Regions from separate parts of the Homo sapiens genome. Here region 1 is linked to region 2. Evidence: read pairs that join two places in POLR2A ChIA-PET (ENCODE). Cell type or tissue: OCI-LY7. All regions are shown on one strand. Links, peaks and the distances in the headings refer to the core of each region. The heading gives the core; the rest is flanking DNA.

Region 1 (12,273 bases), core at 2,920-10,919, 77 kb after region 2:
TTAAACCACGGAGAATGCTAAAATACCTTTCTAAAGCATCTTTGCTGAAGATAAGAAGTGCACTCGAATTTGCTCAACTTTTCATACACACCTCAGGAAAACAAAATAAAAGCCTGTTTAGTTTCATTTAAACATCCAGGGCTTAACAAACAAAACACCAATTGTCAGGGGTCTGTTACAAAGTGATGAAATAGGTTCCCATTACACAAAAGCACAATTTCAACCACAGGTTCAAATTTCCATTGTGTTCCTTGCCTCAACTATCTCATATGGCAATTCTACCTTATTGTTTCTTTTTGATGAAATAAGGTACTAGAAATCACTGCGCTCATTTTTCCTAATGAATTCCTTAATTTTACACCTCTTGCCTAAATTTCAAACCACAATGACAACTTTAATAAGTTACCCTAACCACAAAGAAGCCATGAGGGGAAGGCCCGGAGGCTGCCCGCAGCCACCCTGGGTTCCAGCCGACCTCCCACCCACAGGGTGCTCCCCACGCCCTCATGTTTAGCCAGAGGATTACCCATTATTTTGTTAAACATTCCTTTTTGGTTACAAAAGACTTTTTTTTTTACTGTATGGAAATATTAATATTCAAATACTGCGCCTTTTGAATAAGTTTTAGGGCACTGAATAAAAGGCTCTTCAACTTGGCCACTTAAAGGGGATTGAGCCAGATGGTAGTTTAAGAATTCCACAGTTCTGTTCTTTTTGCCTCATCGTAGCCCATCATACTCTGTTTGCTTTCAGATTAGTCCCCTTTTACTGTTCTACTTATTTATTCGATGACTGAAACTATCACGATTCACTGCCCATCATATTTCTAACTATTCTTTATGTAATTTGGAAGCAATTTAGAATAAAGCCCTGTCAAGGTTTTACAAATAAGAACTATTAAAGAATAAAGCTTTGGATACTTGCTTTCCTTTTAGATTTATGAGAAATGCGATGAATAGAGCTAATGGGATTTCCCTACTGATCTTGGTCAGGGACTTAAGAAAGCACGAAACAATTGTCCTTTTCACTTCTCCGATTTAGACGTTAGCAGTGAATAACTGCGTCACTGCAAGATATGGGATGTAGCATTTGATTTGAAACAACTGTGCAAATCAATTAGGTAGGATTTGAAAAAAAAAAAGAAGCCTAGGCAAAAAAAATAGTTCAAATTTGGGAACTATGGCAGACGGTAGCACTAATAAACTTACTAAGAAAATTATTGTGGGGATAATAAACCTGGATGGAGATACACTGCATGTAGTCATTCAACAAATTTACCTAGAGTCTACCTTGTGCCATGCCTTGAAAATGAAAGATAATTACCTTGGTCCTGTCCTTCATAGGGGAGATAAACAATTAACAATCACTCATACCTACTAAGGTCTGCCCCTCAATGTCACATGGGATTTGGCCAGTAAAGAAGCAAGCTCAGACCTTCCCCATCCCGCAGCATTTCCTGCAGCGGAGGCTTGCTGGCTGCCATTAGCGGGCAGCTGACCCTAATCCTCCCGCTGACACAACTCCGACTTGACACCTGGAACCCACCACTGTGGAGTCTGGACTTCCAGAACCTTAAGTTTAACATCAGGCTACTACAGTTTCTCTCCAAATTCCTTAGAAACATAGTAACACCAGTGAAATACATTAAGAAACACCTTACTACATTTTAATACATTGTACTTTTTATTTTATCCTGGACTGTCCGCTTTTGAATGACTTTATCACAGCCTCATTTATAAATTTCTTGTAACTTTTAGACAAATGTGTGTTCAATGGCTGCTTTTATTTCCAGTACTGTCCTCAATCATTTTGCCATTAGTGAAAATCACTTACTGAGCACCTACCAGTGTTTTTCAGTATTCTACATCACATCATGTAGTCATCTTTGTGGCCGTTCTTAGTGATAACATGCTGCCTGGCTGGCTAAAGGTCCTGCATAGGTAACTCCACTCTAGTTCCTCAAAATAAATATTTGGGTAGTAAGCATATATAATCAGGTATACAAATAAGTCACTTGGCAGTTGAATCACCTCAGTTTTCTAGAAAAGTTTCAGGAACTTACCTGAAGGCCTTCTAGGTCTCTCACAGATAATGATTAATTGCTTTATAGTACAGGTAAACTTTGAGAATAAGACTATGTTTCAAAAACAGTAAGTCCCAAATAACAATAACTCGTGCATTAATGGAGCGCATTCCTCGTTTTTAGTTCACCTTGCTTATACCTGATGACTTGGTTTCTAATTCATTATGCGAGTCAGTGAGCACCTTTAAGGGTTTATGACAGTCATCTAATTGTCTTGGTCAGGGCCAAAGGACTTGGTTATATGCTTTTCATACCAAAATGACATAATTTCATTGAGGAATCTGCTTATTAACCCATTCCCCTAAAAATGCCCAAGTTAAATATAAAGAATTTTTTTCTCTCTCTAACTTGAAGTTACATTGCAACATGTAACTCTAAGACTTAAATTTCAGTGAGCTCTCCCTGGCATCTTCTTGGGCCCTCAGGTGACACCTGTGTCAAGCTGTACTCTGTGTAGTATAGGTGACCCTCTTTCTCAAGGACCGGACATGCCAAAAGGTTTCCCTGCCAAAGCATAACCCACAAGGAGCATCTGGGAAGGGGACTCCTTGCCTCAACCCCAATTATTCATTTGACAAGGAACTGTCTATCACCTACTCTGCCCTAGCCCTGTGCTAGGTGCTGTGGGCACTGGAGTGAACAACAAAAACTAATAACACTTGACCACATTGAATGTACCGGATCATTCATTGAATGATCACTAATGGAGAGTTACAAAGCAATGGGTTCTGAAGGAAAGGTACAGGGTTCTATGAGGGAAATAGCCAAGGAGCCTGATGCAGACTGGGGGCTGAGGGACAGCTTCCCTGAGGAAATGTGACTTGGGCTGAACACTAAAGAAAGAGGAGAAAACATTAAATAAAGAAGGGAAAGAGTGCCGCAGACGGCAGGAGGCAAGTGGGACTGGAGAGCAGGGTGAGGGCAGGCATGCTGGGAGACAGGGACCACCATGCTTGTCCCAGGCCCAATTAAATCAGGGCTTGTGACCCAAAAGCAGTGGGAAGTAACCAGGGCATTGAAGCAGGGGGCTGACATCAGATCTGGGTTATAGCAAGAAACCACTGCTAGGAAGACAGCATGTTGGCAGTGCGGCCAGAGCTGGAATCGGGCGGCAGGTCCCGGGAGTCGGGGCTCAAACCTCTGGGACCAGGGCGGCCTGGCCACTCTCATTTATTGCGGCTCTGAGGATATTATGATATTTTTTAAAACCATAAAAGAGGAGCATACAAATGTTTATTTTAATGTTTACATTTTTAAATTCCTAATGTACAGACTCAAGAATACAATGCTATACAAATATGCCTTTTGCAGAATAAATCTTAAGATTTATTTATTTTTTAATTCATAGGGCAGTGTGAGCTGATCATAGATCCCAACCTAAAAAGCAAAAAACATGAAGAACATCTTTTAATCTAGTTGTTGTTATCTCTAGGACTAAATGTATAACTGTACCTGGCAACAACACCGCGTCTAAATGTAGGCCTCTTTATAAATGGCTCTCCTAATTATCTGTGATGATTGCGCATAGCCCAAGTGAGAAAAGAGAGATGGTGGAGTTGTATGGGGACCAGAGGGACTATGGGGATAGAGATAAGTGAACTGACCCCACAGAGTCCACTACTTCAGAATGTGCAGATTGCTCACTGCTCAAGGCCAAGGAGGTGGGTGGGGGCTCTGATTCAGCCAGGGCCTTGCATGCTACTCATTGAGTCCTGGCACAGAGCTGAGTCCACTGGAGAATGGGGTGTCTTTTTCTAACTTACACAAAGCTCCATGTATGCTAGCAGTGGCCTCCATGAGAGAGACAGTGAGGAGGTAACACTGAAGAATGAGGTCGTAGATTAGATAAGGAGGTGAGAGGATGGCAGGGCCGAGGCCTTCTCTTTCCTCTTTTTCCTCTCCACCCTTTCCTGCCCAAACCATATTGGCATGAAGCAACTGGAGATTCCAGCTTTTATCCCTGCCGTCCAGACCATTCCACACTACCCATCAGTCCTACCCAGCTTGCTCTCCCAGCCCTGCTCTGATAAGCCAACCCTGCTCACCATAGAAACTTAGCTCTAAAGAAAGCTTCAGGCTGGGCATGGTGGCTCATGCCTATAATCCCAGAACTTTGGGAGGCCAAGGCAGGCGAATAGCTTGAGCCCAGGAGTTCGAGACCAGCCTGGCCAACATGGTGAAATCTCATCTCTATAAAAAAAAAAAAAAATTAGCTAGGTACAGTCACATGTGCCTGTAGTCCTAGCTACTTGGGAGGCTGAGCTGGGAGAATCACCTGAGCCTAGGAAGTCGAGGCTGCAGTGAGCTGTGATCAGACCACTGCACTCCAGCCTGGGCCTCAGAGTGAGAACTTGTCTCAAAAGAAAAAGCAAGCTTCAAGGTTTAAGAGGCGGAGGACAACTCCTCAACTCCACACAGTGGGAACATTCTGTAGCCTGAGCATCTTCTCTGTTATCTAGGAATTTGTGAGATTGAGATGATCCATGGAAAACCTTTCAAAATAAATGGACCAAATTCAAGACACCTAACCATGAGTTACAACCAACCCTTTCTCAGGGCCACCTGCTTGCACAGCATGAGGGGCGTCTTGCTTGTTGTCACTGATACAGAGGATGTCTTGTCCAATGTGACTGGCATGTCCTGGGTTTTTCCCATTTGCCAGAGACCTGAGCTGTCATTCACAGGTGCTGAGAGGGAGCAGGAGAGGCAAGCAGAAGCTGAAATGCCCAGGCCTGGGCAGCGTCCTTGCTTTGCATCATGACTTGGCTGCTTCCTGCCACCTTCACACAGGTGTGAAACCTTAGGGCAAACCACCTCGAATCTCTGGAAAAGGTAAAGGAGAAGCTGGCCCAAGCGGGGATGGGGATGCCCCCGGCCTGCGGTACACCCTCCCTTGTTCTCATTCACTTACCTGTTTAGGGATAGTGCACAAGCGTAAAAAAGAGAAAACCTCAGACACAAAGAGTTGTATTTAATCAATGAACCAAACCACCTCTAGGCTGCATTGAGCTTTGTAACTGTTATTACATACCACTTAGTATGTTTATCCCGTGTCTGGCACTTTGCATACATACGGCAGAGAAGCAAGTTGCCTAACTAACCCAATATCTGTTCTTCCCACCTTTAGTTACAGAAGCCCCAGTGTTTAGCTGGGCACATGACCACCTGTTTAAAAAAATCGACATTTTGCATATTCCCTTGGAAGTCAGTACGTCCACACGCTCAAGCGGAGCTGCTCAGGGCAGCTCAGCTGCTGTCTACCTCCTGACTTCGTGTATGAGAAATAAGAATAAACTTCTGTCTTGTTTAAGCTTCTGGTATTTTTTGCTTTGTTTTGGTCTTTTTTCCCCCTTTTTCTTTCTTTTTTTTTTTTTTTTTGTAGAAAATCACATGTAAACCCAACTGATATAATGCATTATGGTTTCTCACATAATCCTCACAACAACCCTTTGAAGAGTTTGTAAACATCCCAAACCTTGGTTTACTCCTGTATAACACACAGATCGCAGTAGTGCTTACTTCCCCAGGTTTCTGAGGATTCAGTGAAATAAGGTCTTCAAAGCTCTGAGCACAGCACCTGGCACACCAGAAGTGTTTGATAACTGTACTTTATTAAGGTAATTTTCATCTCCCTAGCTGGATGGATCAATTTCTCAAGGACAAAGTCCCTGTCTTCAATTTCTGTTATATTGTCTACCACACTCAGAACATTCCTGAACCCACAGTGGGGGCTCAATTGTCAACATAATTTTATGGCTGAATCCAAACATGCAAATAAAATTATTACATGCATTTTCAAATTAATTGTTTCTTTCAGAGCAGAGAACTGATGTAGCTAAAGCAGCAATGACTATGCTGGTCATTTAAAATAAAGACAGGCTGGACACAGTGGCTCATGCCTGTAATCCCAGCACTTTGGGAAGCTGAGGCGAGTGGGTTGCTTGAGCCCAGGAGTTTGAGACCATCCTGGACAACATGGCGAAACCCCATCTCTACCAAAAAATACAAAAATCAGCTAAGCATGATGGTATGTGCCTGTGGTCCCAGCTACTCAGGAGGTTGAGGTGGGAGGATCACTTGAGCCTGGGAGGTTGGAGGATGCGATAAGCAGTGATCACACCACTGCACACAAGCCTTGGCAACAGAGTGAGACCCTGTCTCAATAAAATAAATAAATACAGGATTCCTAACTTAAAAAATTACTTAAAAGGCAGAGAAGGCCAGGCATGTTGGCTTACACCTGTAATTCTAGCACTTTGAGAGGCCCAGGCAGGAGGATTGAGCTCAGCAGTTCAAGACCAGCCTGGCAAACATAGTAAGACCCGATCTCTAAAAAAAAAAAAAGGTGGGCATGGTGGCACGCACCTGTAGTCCCAGCTACTTAGGTGGCTGAGGTGGAAGGATCGCTTAAGCCCGGGAGGTCTGAGGCTGCAGTGAAACATGTTTGTACCACTGCATTCCACCCTGGGTGACAGAGCAAGACCCTGTCCCCCTGCACGCCGCCCCCCGCCCCCCACCAAAAAATACAAAAATAAGGCAGAGAGCATTTTTCTTAAAAGGTGGTTTCTACCTATCAAGGTAACATGTTTCCAGCTGTGTTCAGAGGGCTACTGCTCTAAGAAAGGAAGTCTGTCTGACTTACCATCTTCCTCCAGGTAGACTTCCTCATTCTTGTTAGCTAAGGGACTATTGTGTAGGCATGAGATTCGCAACTGTAGAGAGCATTGCAGAGTTGCTATGTACATGTTTTAACGCTTGGGCACATAACAGTAAGGCTTGGTCTGTACTAGTCTAGCATGGCAGTTGTTTACAAACAACATGATTATTAGTGCTGATTCTACAAGATTGGTTTCCCATTGACCCCAATAGAAACAATGCAAAATATTTACCCTTTTCTAAAGCATAGTAAAACTCCTGTGGTTTTTGAAACCAGACCAAGAACACATGTAGAAAACCCCATGGATTATTTTAAGTGAACTTATTTTTTTAAATCTCATTAACTTTTCACCATATGCTGTTTATTTTTATATCCTGCATAGGCTGAAAAGTGAAAATAGACCAGGCCACTGTGTTTCATTTCAAGCAAATCATTATGAGGATGACACACACAGACTCTGGGGAGTTCAGAGAAAAACAAAGATGATTAAGAGGCCTTTTAAAGATGACTTACAAGAAAAGGTACTTAAAGCTCTACATGTTCCTTAACATAGCAACCCAGGAGGCAAACAGGAAAACTACTCCTCCTCGCCACAAGGATGGAGTATTCCTGCCGGGGGCTTCATGATCTGTGGAAAGAGGGTAGATTCGCATCCCAGCTCCATGTTTACAGGCCGTGCAAGTTTGGGCAATGTGCTGACCTTCGTGTGTACCAGGATGTACGTGAGACACTAAATATCTACTTCGTACAATTTCTGGGGGTAAGAATTAAATGAGAAAGTATATGTAAGTACTTAACATATTGCCTGGAATTAAACAGATAAGGTTTGAGGAGTGTGTGTGTGTGTGTGTGTGTGTGTGTGTGTGTGTGTGTGTTAATGTCTAAGTAGAATAGATGTGTGTTGTATGCTTTCAGGAAAACCAGGTATACTCCACTCAACCCCAAGCATTTCTCCTGCTATGTAATTAAACTTTCTCCATTAAAGATTTATGGATTTATTCTTTTCCGCAAAGGCTTTGAGCCTTGTCAAAATACAAATTTGCTTCTAACAAGTAATACCTTAAACTTGTATCAGTTATTTACACCTTCTTATGAACATATTTTGGATCTGTTTCTGAAAGCCTGCTTTGATGAAGGAGAGGAGATGAGAAAGAGGATGTGGATGCCAGAAAGAAGGTGGGCTGAAGCAGGAGGAGGGACCTCAGTGAATGGGAGGCTGAATGGTGGGGACAAAGTCTATTTCCTGCACAATATCCCCTCAGACCCAGCCCTAGATATTAATGAGCTGAAGGTATGAAAAGGAGAACATACCTAAATATTGGAAAAGTTTTTCTTTCCTTCTGAACAGTTCAGTCTCATGGATCCTCAACCCATTCCCTCAAAGCTGGAATCCCAGGGTTTGCCACCGCTGACCATGGCATGATAGACTCTTGATAGATGGAGATGGGTACTGAGAAGGAGGGTCATGCAGTAGGGGGGGCTCTTTTCCAGGCAAGCCCAAGTTAATGCCATGATTCTGTGGCTACATAGGACAGGGGATGATGTAGAACATTTTTACTTTAGAGGTGATGACGAAGCACCATAGATCCTCTACCGCTACAAAAGGAGGCTGGTACCAAGGCAGGAGGGAAGAGGGAAGTAAAGGAAGCTGCTGGCCCTAGGCCTCTGGAACCTGCACCCTACCATGTGGGCCCACGTGGGTCCCTTTGGCTGCAATGACAAGGATTGGTTCATGCACAGATATGAGAGTCCATGTCACCCACAGTGATGTGGAGAAGAGGACAAGGAAGGAAGAAACTGGAAGGGAACAGAAGTGGGGAAGAAGAGGGAGGGATGAGAGAGGTAGAATGACAGAGAGAGAGCGAGAGACACAGCCAGACATGGTTACTAAAGACATCACTGGGTCTAGGAAAAAAACAATGTTACAAACTATAATTTATCATTTGATACATGTATCATTAGCCAGGCTAGATCCTCTTACTAATGTGAGATAATTCATGGAAGTCATAGCAATTTTAGGCTTGAGGTTAAAACTGTAGAAGATGGATGGTTGCGATGGCTCATACTTGTAATCCCAACACTTTGGGAGGCCTAGGTGGGAGGGTGACTTCAGGCCAGGAGTTCAAGGCCAGCCTGGGCAACAAAATGAGACCCAGTCTCTACAAAAAAAATAAAAAATAAAATTAGCCAGGTGTGGTGGTGCACTCCTGCAGTCCCAGCTACTTGAGAGGCTGAGCTGGGAGGATTGCTTGAGCCTGGGAGGTTGAGGTTGCAGTGAGCCATGATCATGCCACTATGCACCATCCTGGGCAACAGAGCAAGAGACCCTGTCTCAGAAACAAACAAACATAAAACTGTAGAAGATGAGTAAGACCCTCTTAGCCTTTCCAATTAGTATTCTTCCTTGCTGATTTTCCAGAGAGAAATTCCTTAAACAATTGGCCCCACTGACTCCATTTTATTCCATAACCCCTGCCACATTCTAATTTCTAGCCTCATCTGGTTCCTGGAAAATTTCCATCTCTGATTTCTCATTACCTTCTTTCTTCTAGAAAAACCCTCTTGTCTTTTCTTGGCTTTCCCCTGCTTCCATCTTTTAGAAATATGTATTGATATCTGGAGCGTGGTGTTTTGTAACTAATTCTACTCCTGCGGATTAGAGCTGAGATAGGAGGTCTGTTTACATGATATAAGCCCTTCTAAGTGCCAGATATGTGCGGGAGGACTCAGGGGTGTGGGTGGGATGGAAGTCTCAAGGGCAGATGGCGGTCCTCCACCTGAAAGAGGCACCTACTGACAGACTTCAGTTTCCTGTGGCGAATGGACCAGTTAGTGGCCACCGGTGACTCTGTGAGTCTCAAAATTATTTTTCCCCTTCCCTGATTTCCCTGAGACCATTCTAGCTTCTTCCACACTTTCTGTTTCCTTCACCAACTTCTTGTCCTCCTAGCCACAGCCTCCCAACCCTAAGGCAGCCCCTATCTGCTCCTTTTCTTTCAGGCCTCACTGCCCCGTGGCCCTCCAGTCCACCATGGTGCCCCTCAGGACGGCCCTGGCCTCTCCGCCCTCACCCACTGTTGCTGGTTCCTCTCTCTGTGCCTTGGTTCGTGTCATTCCCCCAAATGTCCAGCCACTGCTCCCAAGTCAGGCTCACTACTAGCCCTCTCTGAGAAGCGGTCCTTGACGAATTCCACTGCTAACCCCTGCCCCACCGGGCTTGCTCACGCCTCTCCGCCTTTACGTTTGCTGCCTCCTGTGTTCTTTCCCATTGCTTGTTAAGAAGCTGCCATCTTTCCAAACTCGGCCCAAATATCACTGGCCTTTGTGAAGCCCTCCTTGATCACAGTTCCCACACGCCCTATGGAATAGTCACCTCAGAGCTATGAAACCAGCTTGTGGGCATCACGATCTTAGCCTTTATTGTATTATGGTGTAAATATTTGTGAGTGTTCATGTCCCAACCCCAAAAAGGGTGCTCCAGAAGGGCACCCCCACATTTTTGCATATCCAGGGCCTAACCTAGGACCTGGTCCTCCACTGAACGAATGACCTCTGAAACCAGTTAGAGCAATACTGGGGCAATGCCTGCTCCTCCAAGCAGGGGACCAGTGTGACTGATATATTTGAGCTTTCCCGACACTTCCTGAGCAGGCACAAGGCCCCTATGCATGAGGATATGTTCTTAGCAATCAATCCATTATTCTTTTCTCTTCTGTTTTGCTTTCTTTCTTTCTTTTTTTTTTTTTTTTTTTTTTTTGAGACGGAGTCTCTCTCTGTCACCCAGGTTGGAGTGCACTGGCACCATCTTGGCTCACTGCAACCTCCACTTCTCAGATTCAGGTGATCCTCCTGCCTCAGCCTCCTGAGTAGCTGGGATTACAGGCATGCACCACCACATCTGGCTAATTTTCATATTTTTAGTAGAGCCAGGGTTTCACCATGTTGGCCAGGCTGGTCTTAAACTCCTGACCTCAAGTGATCCTCCCACCTCGGCCTCCCAAAGACCTGGGATTACAGGTGTGAGCCACCGAGCCCGGCTGATCAATCCATTATTCTAGGGAAATTGAGCAGAATCCTCGTGTCACAACGTGGGCAATGACTTCAGAACATCACTTGCTGGAGCCATATTTTTTCAAGACACATGCCAGTCACTCTGCTCGTCTGAACATACTGCAAGGGTGGTCTCTGCAGGAGGGAGAACGTGAGGCGACCACCCTCCTATGCCAGTACTCTGCTCTCGTAGTTAGGGAACCCCAAGCCCACAGGGCCTCCCCAGGAGCCCTACTTCTGAAATGTGGAATTTTGCCCTGGGACATTATAGAAGAAAAGTTCTCTGCTCCACGTAGCAAGAGTCAAAGAACTAGAAACAGCCATCATGGATTGCTTTAATGATTTCCAGATATCAACATGGGGAAAATTTCTAGACAACATGGGGGAAATAAAAGTTGTACAATGCAGAGCACATATATAATTTTTAAATGGCATGCAAAAAGGCTGTGTGGCCACCCTACAGACTTGAGATTTATTTATTTTATTTTATTTTATTTTATTTTATTTTATTTTATCTTTTGAGACAGAGTCTAGCTGTGTCACCCAGGCTGGAGTGTAGTGGCTCAATCTCAGCTCACTGCAACCTCCACCTCCCGGGTTCAAGAGATTCTGCTGTCTCAGCCTCTCAAGTAGCTGGGACTACAGGCACATGCCACTGCACCCAGCTAATTTTGCATTTTTAGTAAAGACAGGGTGTCACCATGTTGGCCAGGCTGGTCTCGAACTCCTGGCCTCAGATGGTCCGCCTGCCTCGGCCTCCCAAATTGCTGGGATTACAGGCATGAGCCACCGTGCCCAGCCTTGGGATTTTTTTAAAAAAATAACTAAAACCCCTGTTGAAAATGCTTTTTCTCTATACTGCCAAAGAGCTCAGACTATTACAATTATTAGATATAGACATTAGATATTTCCTTGCACTACAGAGAAATAAAGTTATTAGCATGATGGGTCTAAAAATAGGCTATTTGTAGCTGAGTTGTGATGTATTTTCTAGATACTTTGTTTTAATTTCTAACTTTGTTAACTCAAGTATAAGATGCTATATGTTATATGCTTCTTGGCATTACATTATTCGGTCAGGATCTGATTTAATTTCTTTTATAATAAACAAATAAATCTAAAAATATTTTATTTATCATCTCCAGCAAGTTCCCCTACGCTGGCTCCGGGACCAATAGTCAGCTAACGGGGCTTCATTAGGGTGACATGCAGTGAATTTCCAAAGCTATGTCTAGATGCTTTGAGAATGGACACCCGTTCTCCTTTGCCACTGCTCCTCCAGTTCTGTGCTGTACCTTCAGCCAAGGCCCAGTCTTCACTTTGTCCAACAGTTTTGCTAACCACATCCTTGTCTTGTTTCTTAGGATTGAGCCCCAGCCACTGAATCCTGCCTACTCTATTCTCCTGAGCCTGGGGCTCTTCTTTGCTTTTGCCACAATGTCTATTTTATCCTTCCACCTCCGTTGGGACTGGGATCTGGTCC
Region 2 (12,273 bases), core at 2,103-10,102:
AAGTCTTAAGATCTGGGTCCCCTTTCTAGAAGCAGCCCCTAGTGCTTGCAGGGGGGCTCTGGCACACACAGAGAGAGGCCAAGGTAACTGAGTCTTTCCCTAGTTAAGTCTCCTCCTTGGGGACATTTTCTTCATGTAAATTAGCAGTGTTCAAAGAGCCAGACCTGGCTCATTCCCCCACGGTAATAAATAATATAACCACACAGAACATTCAAAAACACTGCCCAATGCTGTTAATAAATACGGGACAAATACGCAAGGTTCAAAGATTAATGAAGCACCTCGTTCCCTTCATACAACCACTTGTTATCTGTGAGTGGAAAGATGATGGGGGAATTTTTGTGACTTTCATATTCCTTTACATTATCTGGACACTTTACAGTAAATACTTATCATTTCTCCTGTCAAGGGGAAAATATTTAAGCCATTTTCCTTTTTAATTTTCTCACTCAATGTGGTTTCAAAGAACGGATAGCAAGTTTAACTGCTTCAACCAGGTTAGTGGTCTTCAAAAGGTAACCTTAGTAAAATTTAAATAGACAATTCTTTCTTCCCAGAAGAAATTCTGAAAGAATATTAGTCTAACATATTTTCAGAAAGAAAAAAATGCTTAAACTGCCTATACATTAAATGCTTGTTTGAGAAATTACACTAATTACAACGAAGAGCCACTCTGTGATCATTAAAAATTACTATGCGTTCAGTGCAAGGGGTGATTCCAGTGTTTCCACTTCCCCATTCTACTTTCTATTACTTTTCATCCTTTTAGGCACTTATGTCTTAAAAGTGGCATAGCCTACAAAATTAGGAATTCAAAATACAAATTCAAAAAAGCCGCTTAATTTTAGAAATAGGTCCTCAAAAAGAAAAATATTTACACAATTTCATGTGAGAATTCAATCCTAAATAAGAATACTGGCGTCCAAAATCACCCAAAATGCAATAATAAAAATACAGATTCATATTGTCCAGTCAAAAAGAGTCTCCAATTTAATCATATATTGTAGCATTCTCAAAACTTCCTATCATTCCGTCCCATCTTTTCCATTTTCAGAAATGAAGTGATAATTCAAATGGGAAACACAGTAATTGTGTACAGTGCAGCCTGTCAATTGGTCCAGTTCTCTTCTGCACATCACCTTAAATACGTGCAAGCCAGATATGCTCTCCCGGGGCTGGGCGGGCCTGCATCTAGTAACTATGTGCTTAAAGTTGTCCAGGGCTACTAGATCAAAGACAGCCGTGCAAGAACACTTCCAGCTCTAACAGGTGCCACTTTGTGCAAAAACATCCACAGGAGTATTACAAAAAAAGACAGCACTGGGTTTCAGAAAGCCCGGTGTCAAAAAGGTGCTTTCATGCATTTTTAATCCGAGAGAGAAAGTGAACAATTGTCCTTCAATAATCAGTGTCAGGGCCAATGACACGGCTTCCCCTCCTTAGGGTCCACCCAAACTGTGACAATTGGCTTACCAACTACGGTCCTTAAGGGCTTTAAAAACAAAAGAAAACCAAAAAAGCTATCCTCCCCAGCACAGAAAAGCACCCAAATATTTGTCTTTTTCTTCTTTTGCCCCTTCCATCTAGTAATGAACAAGAAAAGAAGGAGAAAATGAATGTGATTGTCTGCTCTCTGGGACAGAAAAACATGCAAAGACTGTAACGATTTACACAAAGAGGTGTTTAAATTTTGACTCTTTTAGACTACGTAAATGCAGATGCTTCTCTCTATGAATTAATTAACATTCTGCTATTTAATATTTTAAGTCTTAGCAGCGGGTCCCACATGTTGGCTGACTGTGGGGTATAGCCTGAAAATTATTTGTAATGACAATTCTGTAACATTATCCCTCACTTTACCAAATTCCTTACCAATGTTTAATAACAAAACAAAGCAAGGTATCAATGGCATTTATTACTTTAACCCTATGATTTAGTATATAAAACTCTTCCAGGGAAGAGGGCATGAAGGAAGGGAGACAAAAATGGTTTTCTAAGTACTCCCAGGGGAGGAGAGGGAAGAACCCTGGTAACACGTGAGTACCTTCAGAAGAATCGAGGCAACAATTTAGAATAAAAAATAGCATACATAATCTCAAGGAAATGCTGGACATAATTTAGGAAAAATGCCACTGGACACAGAAGACCAAAAATGAAGACTAAATGTCCCCAAATTTTTGACATTTAATAAATATGTTTCTCCAGGAACCTGGTGCTCAGTTAATTAGTGAAAGTATATGGACCCAGGCGGTGAAGTTTCTCCCTGGCAGAAGGGGCAACAGGCTTCAAAAATAATGGGAAATTTACTCAAAGTTGTCTCCTTGGTTATTGTAACAAATATTTTACCAAAAGATATCAGAGAAGAAAGGGACTGCCATCAGATGACTCGTCTTTTATTTATGATGACAGAGCTAAGACTTAGCGAGGCAGCAGGGCCTCCCCACACTTCTGGTCTACCAAGCCAGAGAAGGCCCCCCGGCACCTCCCCTCATGCTAAGCTCCATTCCCAGGCCAGACAAGGCTATAAAAAGCCTGGCCTTGGGCCAGCTGGCAGACCACACACCGGGTATTTTTAACTTAAAGGGGCCTGAGGATCAGGCCAAATCCAGGGCACCAAAAATGCACAGAGAAGAATAACAACCTCCAGCCAGGATGGTGGTCCACATGGAAGATCCTTTTCCTGAGTTATCCTAATTACTAATGGGTGTTCTAATCGTGATGAAGACATTAAAAGATAACATTTGGGAAAGCTGATAAAAGTGGGTAGATACTTCATTTTGGAAGTGCACGATCACTTTGAAAGACCATATGTAGAGTTACATAAACAGCAATGTGAACACCAAACACTGGCCAAATAAACTGAACTCTTATTCTTTATTCCTGACACATAAGGCTACAGACTTGACTTTTGTTATAATTACTCTAACAGTTTGCTGTTGTTGTTTTTAGTTTCACACTGGTCTTGGCACTGGGCCACACATACAGATACTGTGAAGCTGTTCTCTTCAATAAAGCTCAAATACAGCAACAGTACAACTGAAGGCTGAGGAGCTAAGGATTATGCTACAATGACTAACTTCATTTTCTGGGTTCATAAGTATTAATCGGAAATTTCTTCCCGTTTCATTCTTTATTGTTAAAAATTACACTGAAACACAGACATTAGTTATATTTTCTGCCTTAAATGAGCACCACTGCATCTTTCCTTGAGGACTGAAGACTGGCAAAGTCTCCATCACGATTCTAAATATGAATGCTTAGTATCACCTGTCCAGTGACAGGGCAAGGGGAAGGCCAGGTAGGTGGGGTCTCAATTACAACACCCTTGCTCTGACTGTTTTATTTATTGGATTCTCTGGTGGGCTTCCAGGGAGGAGGTCGAGTTGGGTTCTGTGACTCCTGGAGAGCAAGCCACATCTGCAGAGAGCCGGGTCTACAGTCAGAAATTTCTTTTCGAACTAAATATAACCTTAAAATACTTTACTTAACTTGCCTCTTTTTCTCTCCTAAAGGCAAAGGATAACCAGAAAAATCATGTTTACCTGCAGACGTGTGTTAATAACTACCAAATGTAAACACATTCAAGATATCCTTAACATTTACAACACTAGGATCATCTTCATCCTCATTAAAATATATCTGCTCTCATCTGCAAGAAACCTCCAAAACTCTCTTTCCTTCCCATCGTCTATCTCAGCTGGACTCTCCTCTCTTACCCTTCACTGGGGATGTTCTCTACAGACCCAGACCTCATTTTGCCTCTGGATGGTGGGAGAGCCTGGCCGGCCTTCCCACTTCAGATCTCCCATTCGCTGGGTCCTAAACACAGCTGGGAGACCCTTTCCCCTGAGCAGCACTTCCTGAGTTCCCTGAAGCTTTTCCTGGCGAATCTAAACAAAGGCCACCCCACCCTTACATGGCCTCCTCAGACCAGGTTCCCTGCCAGAGACGCTCCAGTTGTGCTGTTTAATTCATTTATTCTTAGGTTTATTCTTAGTCTACCAATTCCTTGAGACACTGAAAACTCTGGCACATTACCAGATAGCACAGTATTAAAACCTATTAGAAAACAGGTTGGTTTAAAAAAAAAAACTGCTTATTAAAGATGCCTTTGCAGAGGTTTCTGGTAAACAGACAGATTAAATGCTCATGTTTCTCTCTACTCTTCCATGGGACCCCATTAAAATGACAGTAAAGAAATAAAAACAAATACCACAAGGGCAAAGAAAACATGAGGTGAGATGGTAACAGATAAGAAAGGTCAAAAAAATTTTGGAAGGAGAAAAGCAGAAAGACAAGTGATAATTAAAGTTTTAATCTGTTCTAGGTGACAGGATAAGAAGCAAGCTAATTAAAGTGCAGAACCCCAAAGACAGGAATCAGAGGGTGGCGGGGGGCTGGGTAAACAATCTGTAGGGAGCAATTCAGAGATCCCCCTTCCCAATCCCCACCTGTCCTGTAGGAAGTCAAGAGGACTTGCCATCTGGAGGGGCCACAGCAGGCGAGTCCATGGAAAACGGGGACTCAGTTAAAACACGTAACAGGCCCGTCCCCCAGTCAGCCTCCAGCTCTCCAGACACCCTGACTTCTCCTCTGAGAGTCAACGATGAGTTAGTTACTGGGGAGGGGGAGATAGCAGCATGTTAGGGTCTGCCAACAAGATGGCCCAATCCTCTCCCCACCACCGCAGCCCCGTCCACACACACAACGTGCCGATCGGTTCTCAGAACTGGCTGTTACAGATGTGCAGAAAGCGAAGGACCACCAGACACCTCAAGAAGGCCTCTGGCCAGGCGCGGTGGCTCAGCCTGTAATCCCAGCACTTTGGGAGGCCGAGGCGGGTGGTTCACGAGGTCAGGAGTTTGAGACCAGCCTGGCCAACATGGTGAAACCCCGTCTCCACTAAAAATACAAAAAAAAAAAAAAATATTAGCCAGGTGTGGTGGTGCACACCTGTAGTCCCAGCTACTCAGGAGGCTGAGGCAGAAGAATCACTTGAACCCAGGAGGCGGAGGTTGCAGTGAGCGGAGATTGTGCCACTGTACTGCAGCCTGGGTGACAGAGTGAGACTCTGTCTCAAAAACAAACAAACAAACAAAAAAAATAGCCTCCAACCAGAAAGACCGTATAGGTGAAGGGCTGAAAGGAAATATGGACCAGGAACACTGCAGAGGAGCCCTTCAAAAAGAATCCCAACATTGTCGTCGGCAAGATAAACCATTGTAGCCACGAAATAAGAGTAAGATGGTATAAAAAAGAAAAATTTGGTGAACAAAACAAGTTCATGGAAAGTGAAACTACAAAAACAGAACAAACATCTGCCAGGAACTACAACAAAAAAAGCAATCAGATGAAAGGAGGATAGAAAAAAAGTTTCAAAAATTAAAGAATTAATCCAGGACTTATAACACCCAACTAATAAGGTTCATAGATAGTAAGAACAAATGAAATAAAGATATGGTAATTATCAAAGGAATAATACCCTCCCCTAACGAAGAAAAAAATAGCACCAAGTTTAATACTGAATGAGTCTAGCAAAATGGATGGAAAATACCAACTCCAAAGTTCATCCACATTTTAGAAATCAAGGAGATCAAGTTTCTAAAGTCTCCAGAGAGAAAAACAATCAGTGACATACCAAAGAAGGGGCCCTGGACTTCTCAACAGACATGCTAGAAGCTCAGAGGACAGTGGGGGAACAACAGTTTTTGAGGGAAAATTATATCCAATCTAGAATTCTACACTCAGCCAATCCACCCATTAAGGCCACCTTTCTGACAAGCAGAGACACGCACATCTCCTGCACCCTTCCTACAAAGCTACTACAGGATGAACCCTACTAAAACGAGGATTACATAAAGACAAGACATGGAATTCAGAAAACAGGGTTTGAGGTCAAAGTAATTTCAAGAATGGCAGTTAAGGGATGCTTTACTCCGAATGCGCAGCGGGCCAGGAGGGTAATAAAGTACAGAATGCAGAATGCGGCAGGTGGCTCCCGGAGGGATTCCAGCTCTGACCAGGAGATCACCACTGCTGCTGAAAGCCACACAAAATTTAAAGAACAACATGCAAAGTGCTTACTTCCAAATAAAAGTCCAGTATGGCTGGTCTAATTAAAAGAACTTAAGCCACCTGAATGCATCCCCGGCTGAAGATGTCTCCTAAATTACGGAGACAGAGCTTTTTACATGTGGACATCTCCCCAGACACGGGAAGGCTATTCAAAAGATGATGGTCATCCATGAACATGAAAAATTGTTCACTCAGAGTCTAAGTAACTAATGGGTTCCACCATCTTGAGAGGAAGTGCACCGTTCTATCAGAGCTTGAGGATAAACTGGTGATGTATACATTTCTTAAAACGTAAAATAATGGGCAGTTATCAACTCCTGGATAACAGAAAGTTGTACAGTAAGGAAATATACTTGCAGTCCATGACTCAACTACAGACAGTTATTTTATAGTTACATTAACATAAACACTGAAAGTTGATTTAACCAAAAGTTATAATATGGAAAGATGATAGAGGGAAAAGGAAATACAGGGCAAGGCAGTCAGTTTTTATTCAAAACTTCACTTCTTTACTTATTTCCCTATCATCCTTCACCAGGTTAAACACACCAGAACAAACACTCAGAGTGTTGAGTATATTGCCTGAACATTACTTTAGATTTTTGGCAAGTTCCTATTTCCAAAGGCAAAAGTCACCAGCAATGTAGACTGCAAAGCAAAATGTTAATTCTTTATATATAAACTTAACTGCCATAGAGGTGCTATAATTGCATGATGCACTCTGATACAGAAGAAAGTAAGGTTAATAGAAATCATATACCAATTTTAAAAAGTCTACTTATCAAAACAATGTTTAGAGACATACTGCACTTCCATCCTCTCTGGATACACAGACAGAGTAGGAATTTTCTTCACTCTGGAAGCCTGAGCGCTTGCTCCAAGTATGAAGAAACAGTTTCTCTTCTTAAACAAAACAAAACAAAAAATCAAACAAGATCCAGCCAGCCTGTAAGCGGCAGCCCTGTGGCTTTCTGAACTGATCCATCGAAGCACCAAAGCAGAACAAAGATGAAAGGAAAATTTGGAAGCAAGAAGGGGAGAAAGCTTGATTCTATGCTCATAACCATGTGTAAACTGAAAATGTGAAAAATTCTGTAAAATTCACAAAGACCCCTTTACAATCTAATTGAACTTGAAAAGCACACTCTACCTACTCCCCAAGAACACATGCCTCTCTCCCCAGACCCAGCAAACTCCTACAGCAAGATCCAGGTCTAGGGGCACCTATTCCCCACCCCATGCAGCTTCAGGTGTTCCCAGAGTATAGTCCATAGATCTTGACCCAGCACTCCTCACACTGCATCCAAGTACCTGGTACGTGTCTGCTCCCATGATGTACTTTGAGTTCACCCACTTAGGGCTACCAGTAAACATCTGATGACAACTAAGTGAGCAAACTGTCAAAGACCTTAATAATATTCTCTCAATTTATTCGACCAAAACAATAGCTATGGATAGCAATGGACACATGAGATAATGGCATTTATCTAACTGCAAAATACCAATTTTTAAAATTTAGTAAATACATATTATTATTAGAATCAGTCTGGATTCACATATACAGCCTAACACCCCCCCTACATTCCTGTCCTTATCCCAGCCCAGGTGTGCCCCTCGGTGTTACCATAGCCCCAGGGTAAACATCCCTACCTGTGCGCACTACTCAGCATATCTCTTTGCAGAGTGTCCCTGCCGTGGTCCTCTGGAGCAAAGCCCCAGTTACGGCTGTCTTGGTATTTCCCCATGACTAGTACAGGACTGAACAACTGTAGACATTGAAAATACATGTGCTGAGTTAAACTCAAAGTAAGTAAGCTTAACTTACAGCATGAACTGTTTTTCTTTCCAGTGAAACACTTTTTAATTTAAAAATTGTATTTTAAAACTTTGCATACTACCATATATATAAAATAATACTACTCGTCATAAACAGAAGATTACCAGAAAAAATGAATACCATGAAGACAATACAATAATGGTTACATTCTAACCAGATATTGATGCTGCCCAAGGTATAGACACAGGCCTGTTCTTCAGAAAAAGGAAATGGGGTGGGAGGCACTATGAAGTGTTGGAAGGGTGCTACCGCGTACTAACACCAATGAGAGAACAACTACCCTACTCTAGAACTCCAGGTTATGTAATGCTGTGTCTATGTGCCACCCAAAATGACCTTGCCTAACACCAGTGGAATGTGTTGCACACACAGCAAGGCTGGTCTGGAGGATCTTTAAGGCTACTATCTAATAGAAAGGCAGAATTCTCTACTTAGAGTTTGTATCAGCTTGGGCAAGCTACCTAACCTCTGTTTCCCCACTGGCAAAGTGAGTAGTATTACTTACCTCATGGATTTGGCGAGAATTATAGGAAATGATATATGAAAAGGGTTTGGCAAGATTCCCTGGCACTTAAGAGTCTCAGTAAATAACAGACCAATGATAAAATCCTGTTTCTAGTGTAAAATGGTACAGCCACTATGGAAAATGGTTTGGCACTTCCTTAAAAAGTTAACATATAGAATTACCACATGATCCAGCAATTCTACTCCTAGGTATATACTCAAAATAATTGAAAGTAAGTATTCAAACAAATACCTGTACACAAATGTTCATAACAGCACTATTTACAATTGCTAAAAGGTGGAAACAACCCAAATGTCTATCAATGGATGAATGGATAAACAAAATGTGATGCATATATCCAACAGATTATTAAGCCATAGAAAGGAATGAAGTGCTGGAACGTGCCACAAGAGATGAACCTTGAAAACAGTATGCTAACTGAAAAAAGCCAGACACAAAAGGTCACATATTATATCATTCTATTTACATGAAGCATCAAAAACAGGTAAATCCAGCGGTAGAAGGCAGGTTAGCAGTTGCCTGGGGGGAAGAGGGACAACAGAGAGTAACTACGTAATGAATCCAGGGGTCTCATCTGGGGGTGGTGAAAATGTTGGAACTAGACAGAGGAGGTGGTTGTACAACACTATTACTGCAGTAAACATTATTGAACTGTACATTTTTAAGTGGTTAATTTTATGTTATGTGAATTTCCCCTCAAAAAAATTCCTCTAAGTGTGATAGACGTAGTAGGTAACATTCAATTTTCAAATTGTTAAAGGTCACAAAAGACTTTACGTGAAACGAATATTCAATGTCAAAATGAGGCTACTTTAATTATAATCAGTCTTATTATTTAAAAACTCAAAGGAACTCCAGTGTCAGTTACAAGGATTCCAGCTTTACCAGAATCATAAAACAGTGCTAGCGTGCGCCCAGAGTTCAGGCGCTAAGGAACTGAAATGCTTGTTATAGCACTTAGTAGGCATGTAAATTTGAACAGCCTGAGTAACCCCTCCCCTTAGCCTCCTCATTTGTAAAATGAGGATGACTATATAACAATGCCTGTCTCAGAGGCTGTTATGAGGACTGGGTGAGTTAATCCATATAAAACAAGCAAAACAAGTAAGTGCCTGACCCAGAGTAAGCCCTCAATAAACATGAGCTACTATTACTATTCATAAAATGGAGATAAATAGAAACATGGCAGGGATTAAAGGAGAACATCCATGTAAAAGTACTTAGCATAAGACCTGGCACAGAGATTGCTGTTATTGTTACTGTCATCCAGAGGCAACTTCTCATATTTACAAATAAGAAATTGGGTCCAGAGAGGAGACAATTGTGATGGTGACAGTTTACATGAAGGCACTAGATTCCTGTCATCATCATCATCAAAATTATATGTCTATCAAAGATTCTCAACTAGAATAAAGCACACAGGGATGATTTTTAAGAATTCAACCTAAATTTCATTCCTCTACTCCGAGGTGCAACTCTCATTCCAGCCGTAGCCATGACCTCTGCTTTGGAAATGGGCTACGATGCAGTGTATGCATAATGGCAGCAGCCCCCATAAAGCACTGTGAAAATCAAGTCTGGGTCCAAATGATCAGCGACAGAGAACTAAAATGCCATCAAAAGCCCTTTCCGTGATCCCAGCACAAACATGGATGTGAACTGTGCTCTCACTACAGAGGCTCAAAGCCCATCTTCCAGGCCCTGTTCTTCCACCACATGTGGTAGAACTCTCTTCCCTCCAGCAGCAAATCCCTAACAGAAAAACATCTGTTTTGTATGTACGGCATCCTAACTACTTGGGGACTTTCTTCAGTAAGCACTGTTGAATGACTGGTGTTGGGATGAAGAACCTAGCTCCCATCACAGGTACACCAAATCCAACTCAACCTTCTCCAGACTGAGGTATTACACCCAGTGCAAGGGATCATTCTGAGACATAATGGGCCTTAGAGCAGAGTAGCAGCCATCTCCAATTTACTCAATGGGGTTAGAATCAGAGAGGAAGAAACACAGACCCCGGACATGACACAGCAAGACAGCAAGACAGAAAACCACTCAGCTAGAACAATCTCTCAGGCATCAAAACTTCCTTAGGAATCTAAAAGCAGCATTAAAAACACAGCCCCATAGCTGTCTGCAGGCTTTGTTCTCAGAGCACCTGGGCACCGGGATTCTAGTGAAAACTATGAAAGCTTTGGAGAATGAGCCTAATCTCGGAGCGAACCATGGGTGGCAGATAACACGGCTAAAGCACACAGACATTTTTGCATCAAGCTGGACAGATTTCACTGGCCAGAGTCTAGGATTCGGCAACTTCTTCATTAGTAGTTTGGAAATGTTTGTGAAATGCCATGTACGGCTCTAGACGATGGGTCCACACCCGTGGAAAACAGTCCCTGCCGGCCTAGGCCATATGTTCTAACGGGAGGATCAGACAAGTGAGGTTCAGGAGGGGATAAGAGAGCTGGAGAAAACAGAACAGGGCAGGAGGCAGTGGGAGTGTGCAATTTTACTTAAGTCAGAGAAATGTCTCAAGGAACTCAGATAGCAAGCCCTGCAAGACTTCCCAGCAGGAGGAAAAGGAAACGCAAAGGTCAGAACAGATGAAAAAGGCTGAGAAAAGCCAAGAAAAAGATTTAAAGGCTGAGAAACAGAGGAGGGGTTGTGGCCCAGACGGTGGGAAGGAAGAAGCTACCAGGTATTGAGACAGGAAAACTACAGGAGGCGACACTGAAGAGGGAAATTTCTACACAAGAAAAACTTTGGAACTGTCGAGAACAATTCTGTGTTCCCTACAAAGAGTTAACAACCACAAAGTTCTGCCTCCGAAATTTAGAAATCCGAACTCAAATTCGCAGCCTCTCTTGCAGCCTGCGTGCATTCACGTGACTTAAATTCTTTGTTAGATCATAGCAGAGTTTGATTTGGAAGTAAGCACACTGCATGATGCTCCTTGCCAGACCTTGGTGGCTTTCAGCAGCAGTGGTGATTTCCTGGTCAGAGCTGGAATCCCTCCTGGAGCCTCATGTCTCACTCTCCACTGTGTGCTTATCACTCTCACGGCCTGCTGCGTATGTGCAGTGAAGCACCCCTTAACCGCCATTCCTGGAAGTGTGCTGTGATACATCAGATGCCATGAAGACTAAGGGCCAGTGATGTGACTAAGTTATCACTCTTCCCATCCTTTTATTTTGACGCCAAGGAGGAAGAAGAATGGGTGAGAACTCAGCCAGAGACACTAGGGGAGAAAGAGATTAGCTCTTCCTGGCAGCTGAAGGGGATTCTAGTCTTTCCTCCTCTCCCCAACTGCTCAGTGATTTGAATGTATCCCCTAAATTTCATGTGTTGAAAATTTAATCTCCAAATTCATATGTTGACTGGAGGTAGGGACTTCAGGAATTAATTAGATAAGGTCATCAGAATGAGGTTCCCTACAATGGGACTCAAGGCTTTATAAGAAGAGGAAGAGAGATCTGAGCCAGCACGCTACTACCCTCTCACCCTGTGATGCCTTCCACCACGTTGTGAAGCAGCAAAAGGCCCTCACCAGAGGCCAACACCATGCCTTTGAACTTCTCAGCCTTCAGAACTATAAGAAATAAATTTCCTTTCTTTATAAATTACCCAGTCTGTGATTTTTTTTACAGCAACAGAAAAGAAACTAAGACACTAACCATCAAATTTTGGCCAATTACTGAAGAGTAAGACCTTGTCATCTCCATGACCCCTAACGAATGGCACAGGACCCACAAGTAGGAAGAAAAGAAGGCAGGCCCTATTTCTCCATGAAGCCCAGGACACTGAGGAGAACCTCCAGAGATGTAAATCCTTAAGA

What was found. ChIA-PET counts read pairs that join two places held together with the same protein. Peaks named below come from ENCODE experiments on the same cell type or tissue, not always from the same donor. Only the 100,000 strongest peaks of a DNase experiment are listed, where the experiment ranks them.
Region 1: POLR2A ChIA-PET joins it to region 2 with 14 read pairs; 2 of 35 experiments call an interaction of 5 or more read pairs at or near these places.

Annotation. Positions count from the first base shown.
Region 1 is chr6:156,762,868-156,775,140 of GRCh38, reverse strand. No RefSeq gene overlaps it. Among named protein-coding and RNA genes, the nearest start is that of ARID1B, 8.4 kb to the left of the region's middle. RefSeq lists a silencer at 1,332-1,626 and an enhancer at 7,214-7,273. In OCI-LY7, for the core only: no CTCF peak of the experiment used is centred there; a DNase peak (open chromatin) is centred at 6,760.
Region 2 is chr6:156,838,978-156,851,250 of GRCh38, reverse strand. All of the region lies in intron 2 of ARID1B (AT-rich interaction domain 1B), which reads right to left. Among named protein-coding and RNA genes, the nearest start is that of MIR4466, 65 kb to the right of the region's middle. In OCI-LY7, for the core only: no CTCF peak of the experiment used is centred there; a DNase peak (open chromatin) is centred at 5,300; H3K4me3 peaks cover 175 bases; H3K27ac peaks cover 1,207 bases.